Regions from separate parts of the Homo sapiens genome. Here region 1 is linked to region 2. A link is a loop called in an ENCODE intact Hi-C map of the cell type or tissue named here. Cell type or tissue: chondrocyte. All regions are shown on one strand. Links, peaks and the distances in the headings refer to the core of each region. The heading gives the core; the rest is flanking DNA.

What was found. Peaks named below come from ENCODE experiments on the same cell type or tissue, not always from the same donor. Only the 100,000 strongest peaks of a DNase experiment are listed, where the experiment ranks them.
Region 1: a loop joins it to region 2, with 2.3 times the contacts of the local background. A loop is called at or near these places in 2 of 110 quality-filtered maps.

Annotation. Positions count from the first base shown.
Region 1 is chr11:79,498,557-79,501,470 of GRCh38, reverse strand. No RefSeq gene overlaps it. Among named protein-coding and RNA genes, the nearest start is that of TENM4, 59 kb to the right of the region's middle. In chondrocyte, for the core only: no CTCF peak of the experiment used is centred there; a DNase peak (open chromatin) is centred at 1,388.
Region 2 is chr11:79,240,966-79,243,879 of GRCh38, reverse strand. The region is part of intron 2 of TENM4 (teneurin transmembrane protein 4); the gene reads left to right. Among named protein-coding and RNA genes, the nearest start is that of TENM4-AS1, 150 kb to the right of the region's middle. In chondrocyte, for the core only: no CTCF peak of the experiment used is centred there; no DNase peak of the experiment used is centred there.

The DNA of each region.
Region 1 (2,914 bases), core at 249-2,748, 260 kb before region 2:
AGGCTGCTCCCCATTCTCCAAAAAAGGAGAAGCAGTGTTTTCCCCACTAGAGATAAGCAAACAGAAGCAGGGCGGCCAGACCTCAACAATATCATTCAAGAACAAAGGCTCTAGAGTCAGACCGCCTGGGTGTTGCTAAGCCTCAGTATCCTCATCTGAAAAATGGGAAGAATACTAATACCTCACTTATTGGTAATATCTACCAATAACCACCAGGTTATTAAAAGGATTAAGTAAAATGGGTAAAGTGCTGATCATAGTGCCTGATACGTAGTAAGCCTATAATAAAGGTGAACTATCATTTTCTGTTCATATATTATTTTCTCCTAATCCTAAGACTTTCTAAGACTCTAATTTTGTTCACTAGGGCCTTTCTCAGGACCTGACACATAGTAGGTATTTGATAGAATAAATAAATAAATGGAAGAAAGGATGGATGAAAAAATGAATAAATAGCAGGAAGATTGTCCTATACACCAGAAGGACATCATGAAGCATTCTTAGTACTCTATTGGTTTGATTTCACTTTTTCACTAATCACCGTGTGTGTTTTTCTTGTTTGCCTGGTGTTGCAGACAGAAGAAAGTACAGTCAGTTCTGCTATAATGCCACATTCGTGTTTTTTGGTTTTTTTTTTTTTTTTTTTTTTTTAGTATTTATTGATCATTCTTGGGTGTTTCTCGGAGAGGGGGATTTGGCAGGGTCATAGGACAATAGTGGAGGGAAGGTCAGCAGATAAACAAGTGAACAAAGGTCTCTGGTTTTCCTAGGCAGAGGGCCCTGCGGCCTTCCGCAGTGTTTGTGTCCCTGGGTACTTGAGATTAGGGAGTGGTGATGACTCTTAAGGAGCATGCTGCCTTCAAACATCTGTTTAACAAAGCACATCTTGCACCGCCCTTAATCCATTTAACCCTTAGTGGACACAGCACATGTTTCAGAGAGCACGGGTTTGGGGGTAAGGTTATAGATTAACAGCATCCCAAGGTAGAATTTTTCCTAGTACAGAACAAAATGGAGTCTCCTATGTCTACTTCTTTCTACACAGACACAATAACAATCTGATCTCTCTTTCTTTTCCCCACATTTCCCCCTTTTCTATTCGACAAAACCGCCATTGTCATCATGGCCCCTTCTAATGAGCTGTTGGGTACACCTCCCAGACGGGGTGGCGGCCGGGCAGAGGGGCTCCTCACCTCCCAGACGGGGCTGCCGGGCAGAGGGGCCCCCCCACCTCCCAGAAGGGGTGGCGGCCGGGCAGAGGGGCTCCCCACTTCCCAGACGGGGCGGCGGCCGGGTGGGGGCTGCCCCCCACCTCCCGGATGGGGCGGCTGGCTGGGCGGGGCTGCCCCCTACCTCCTGGACGGGGCGGCCGCCGGGCGGAGACGCTCCTCACTTCCCAGACAGGGCAGCTGCCGGGCTGAGGGGCTCCCCACTTCCCAGACTGGGCGGCTGCCGGGCGGAGGGGCTCCTCACTTCTCAGACGGGGCGGCTGGTCAGAGACGCTCCTCACCTCCCAGACGGGGTGGCGGCGGGGCAGAGACACTCCTCAGTTCCCAGACGGGGTCGCGGCCGGGCAGAGGCACTCTTCACATCTCAGACCGGGCAGCGGGGCAGAGGTGCTCCCCACATCCCAGATGATGGGCGGCCGGGCAGAGACACTCCTCACTTCCTAGACGGGATGACGGCCGGGAAGAGGTGCTCCTCACTTCCCAGACTGGGCGGCCGGGCAGAGGGGCTCCTCACATCCCAGACGATGGGCGGCCAGGCAGAGACGCTCCTCATTTCCTATACGGGGTGGCGGCGGGGCAGAGGCTGCAATCTCGGCACTTTGGGAGGCCAAGGCAGGCGGCTGGGAGGTGGAGGTTGTAGCGATCCAAGATCACGCCACTGCGCTCCAGCCTGGGCAACATTGAGCACTGAGTGAGCGAGACTCCGTCTGCAATCCCGGCACCTCGGGAGGCCGAGGCTGGCAGACCACTCGCGGTCAGGAGCTGGAGACCCGCCTGGCCAACACGGCGAAACCCCGTCTCTACCAAAAAATACGAAAACCAGTCATGTGTGGCGGCGCGCGCCTGCAATCCCAGGCACTCGGCAGGCTGAGGCAGGAGAATCAGGCAGGGAGGCTGCAGTGAGCCGAGATGGCGGCAGTACAGTCCAGCCTCGCTCGGCATCAGAGGGAGACCGTGCAAAGGTGAGACGAGGACCGTGCAAAGGGGAGGGAGAGGCAGAGGCAGAGGCAGAGGAGGGAGAAGGAGAGGGAGAGGGAGAGGGAGAGCAAGAGCGAGAGCGAGAGCCACATTCGTGTTCTAAAAAAATCACTGTACTGTGCAAATTTACCCACTAAAAAACACATGTTTACGGGGCAAATGGGATTAGGGGCATAACACTCACAAACTTCACCAGTGACACATTTAAAAAAAAATAGGAGCCCAATAAAAATAGCAGCCCTGTCTTAAACATATTTAATAGTTAAAAATATAAGTACTGTAATAAATATGGCACTTGACATTGATAAAGATCTGCAGTTTGCTTGTGGAAGTGGGCGTCAGGAAGACCATGAGTAATTGTGAGGTGGTGGGAGGAGAATCATCTGAAATGGGACAGAGTTGGAACACCAGATGTGGATGGGTGTGGAGCCTCACACGTACAGTGATCTAAAGTTACTGTGAATGTTTGATGTGTATGTGTGTGTGCATTTTGTGTATTACGCAGGTCTGTTCAGCTGGGTTTTTGGCATTCACCTAGTGTTTTTCAAGGGGGGAAATTGTCTTATATTCACATCGTTCCCTAGTATAAATTGCATTAGAACAAATTCATAGTTTCAAAACAAGCATTATAGCAAAACTGACAGGGTGTTTCGATATTTGTATTTTCCTGCTTGTTAGCTATCTTACTGTTTCTGCTTCCTACAAAA
Region 2 (2,914 bases), core at 221-2,720:
GCACCGCGGGACATGGGCCACCTCTGGTCCTGAGTTGAGTCCTTGCTCTGCCTCTCAGTTGCCGCCTGCTCTTGGCTGGCACATGACTTATCTGAGCCTCAGCGTCTTGGTTAGCGCCCTGCATTAGTGCATTGGAAATATTTGCTCTCCTGGTTTAGGAAAATGCCTCCCACAGTCCCGGCTCCACGGGAGGCTCTCGGCACTGTTCTTCCTGCCTGTCCCTGGTGAGCGGGTGACCTTCTGCCCCCTCTGACACTGGCCCACCCTGGAGACAGTGGCTGTGTTCTTGCAGCCCTCCCTCCTCTTGTGTTTCTGTTTGATTCTCATGATTCAATATCCCCTGCAGCGTTTTGTTGTCATTTTCTGTTTTACTCTTGGAAAGCTCACAGGGTTTCCCCTTTGAAGTGTTTCATTTTTTGTTTGTTTGTTTAAATTCAGCATTGCCCTCTGATTGGGGCACATCCAGTGACTTTATAGCACAAATTCAGAAAGAGAGTTGCTCCAGTGCCATTCAAAATGGACCGCAAAATCCACTGTGCCGAGATGTGTCCGAGTACAACGACAAGACAGCCCATGCACACCGTGGTGCCTCACAAAAGGAGAAAACACAATACCTGGAGTCTGATAAATGACTGAAAAGTGCTAAAAATGACCCCCGAAACACAGACACCTCCTCCCCTGTTCCCTGCCTCCTACCGTGTCATGAATTTGTGATGGGGACAAGGAGCACACAAGGCCCCCCTCAGTGCCCCGATGAAAGTCACTGAAGCCAGGAACAAAAGTGGAGCCCCAGACAAGGGGAGGGGAGCAGAAAGGGGGATGGAAATCCACTGACCCTTCCTGGAGCTCCCAAGGGGCACTAGAGGAATGAAAACCCTTCCTAGCCCCCAGGCCCCGAACAAGTGGCAATCTCCCTCCCCAGGGTACAGAGTTTAAAAATGCATCAGATCAAGGCCTGCATGGAGGGATACCTCACACACTGTGGAAGGGGCAGATTTGGGAACTAAAGTTTGGCAATAAGACTCAAGAGCCTCAAAAAAGTCTACATGCCTTGACCCAGTAATTCTGCTTCTGGGAATCTGTCCTAAGAAAATAATATGAAATGCAGACAAAAATGAATCCACACGGGTGTTCACTATAGCTTTATTTATGTGAGTGAAAAATTGGAAACCACTAAATGCTCCACTTTAGGGAATTGGTTAGGTAAATTATGGTTCATTCATAGAGTGGAATATTTTGTAGCCGTTAAAAATGATGTTTATAGAGCTTTTAATGACATGGGGAAATGCTTATGGTATGCTTATGGTGATTTTATACCCTGTCTTTTGCAAGATGTAAAATCACACACGGTGTGATCTCAGCCATGTAAAACAGTTACAGAAAAATAACAGGAAGGAAAAACACACACACAAACTGTTAACGGTAGTTGTCTCTGAGTGGTAGGATTGCGGATGATTTTTCTTCTTTTCTTTCCACCTTTCTGGTTTTTTATTTTTATTTTTTTCTATATTTGGAAACTATTGGTCATCGGTGTTGGGTATTTATTTAAGCCTCACAGGCAATGAAGGAAAAAAACATCACCATTAGTCTGAGGCCTGGCGAGGGATATGACAGCTGTTTTTCCCTCCTGAACATGCATTGCTTTTGAAATCAGAGAAAAAATTAAATAAACGTTATTTACCAAATTAAAATCAAATCAAAATAAATAAAGCATCTGAGCCCCTGTCGAGGAAGGCCTCTGCTCCTAAAAGAAGCGATCGCCTGCTTCCAGCTTATCATTTTTCAGGGATCTTAAAAAACCAGCCACTGTGAAATTGACTTCTAACTGATCTTAATTGAGATGGGGCCCAAATGCAAGGATCAGAAATGAAATTCGGGCTGGTTGCCTTATGGCTGGGCTGCCAAAGAGACTCTGCACAATCCCAGGTCACAGAGGAGCTAACTGGAGTTACTTCTCTGTTCCGGATTCCACCTGCCACCTTCCATATAAGACTCCAGGGTCCTGCCGCCCCCTTGCTAGTTTTTTACCAGCTCAGGGATGAGTGGGGGTTGATTTGAGACTATCTGGGCTTGAGGGGATTCTTAAGGCTGGTGGCTGAGCATTCACTCCTTAACCCTACCAACCTCCGCCCCCCACCATACACATGCACACACACACACACGCTCACATGTGAACACATCATCATTGATTCTGTCCCTCTGCACAAATGCATGCTGCGTGTAGTGACAGGCTACAATGAGTGGGCACCATGCTAAGTCTCTAAAGTGCTTTACCTTGTTTAATTCCCATGACGACTCTGTGATTTAAGTACTATCAAGCCTCACTTTAGAGTGTGGCAGACTCAAACATTCTTCCTTCTGCTGGCATGTGCAGCTCCTATGATTTTGGGAGTGAGCCTGATGGTCTCATCGGGGTCCCCTCCAACTTCAGAGTGACGAATTCTCTTAATGTTAAAAGCCAGCCATGCAGGCCCCAACACACAGGCTACAGGATGCTGAGGCCCTCCCACTCTCTCCAAGTCACACTGCCAGCCCGTCCCTGCTTGCCACCTTGCTGCCTGGCCCTCCTTCCCTGTCTTCCTCCTTTTAGGTTTCTCCCTCCCACACACAAAACCCCTCTTCCAGCAGTCTACTGTCAGATTCATTCATTGCTTTCTTAGATAGAACAACATAACTCTTCTTTGTCTAAACCCAGGAGGCCTTCCCTTTCATATCCAAACAAACTCATCATGGTATTTTTCCTTGAAAAAAAAAAGAGTGCTTTATCAAAGATACATTCTGCCTTCTTTTCAAGCCACTCAGCATCACTGGGGCCAGCATTTTAAAACTACTTTGTGTGTGTGCTTCTTATTGCTCTGTATGCTGCAAAATAAATACAGCGCTGGAAGACTTCTAATATTAAAATGAAGAGAAT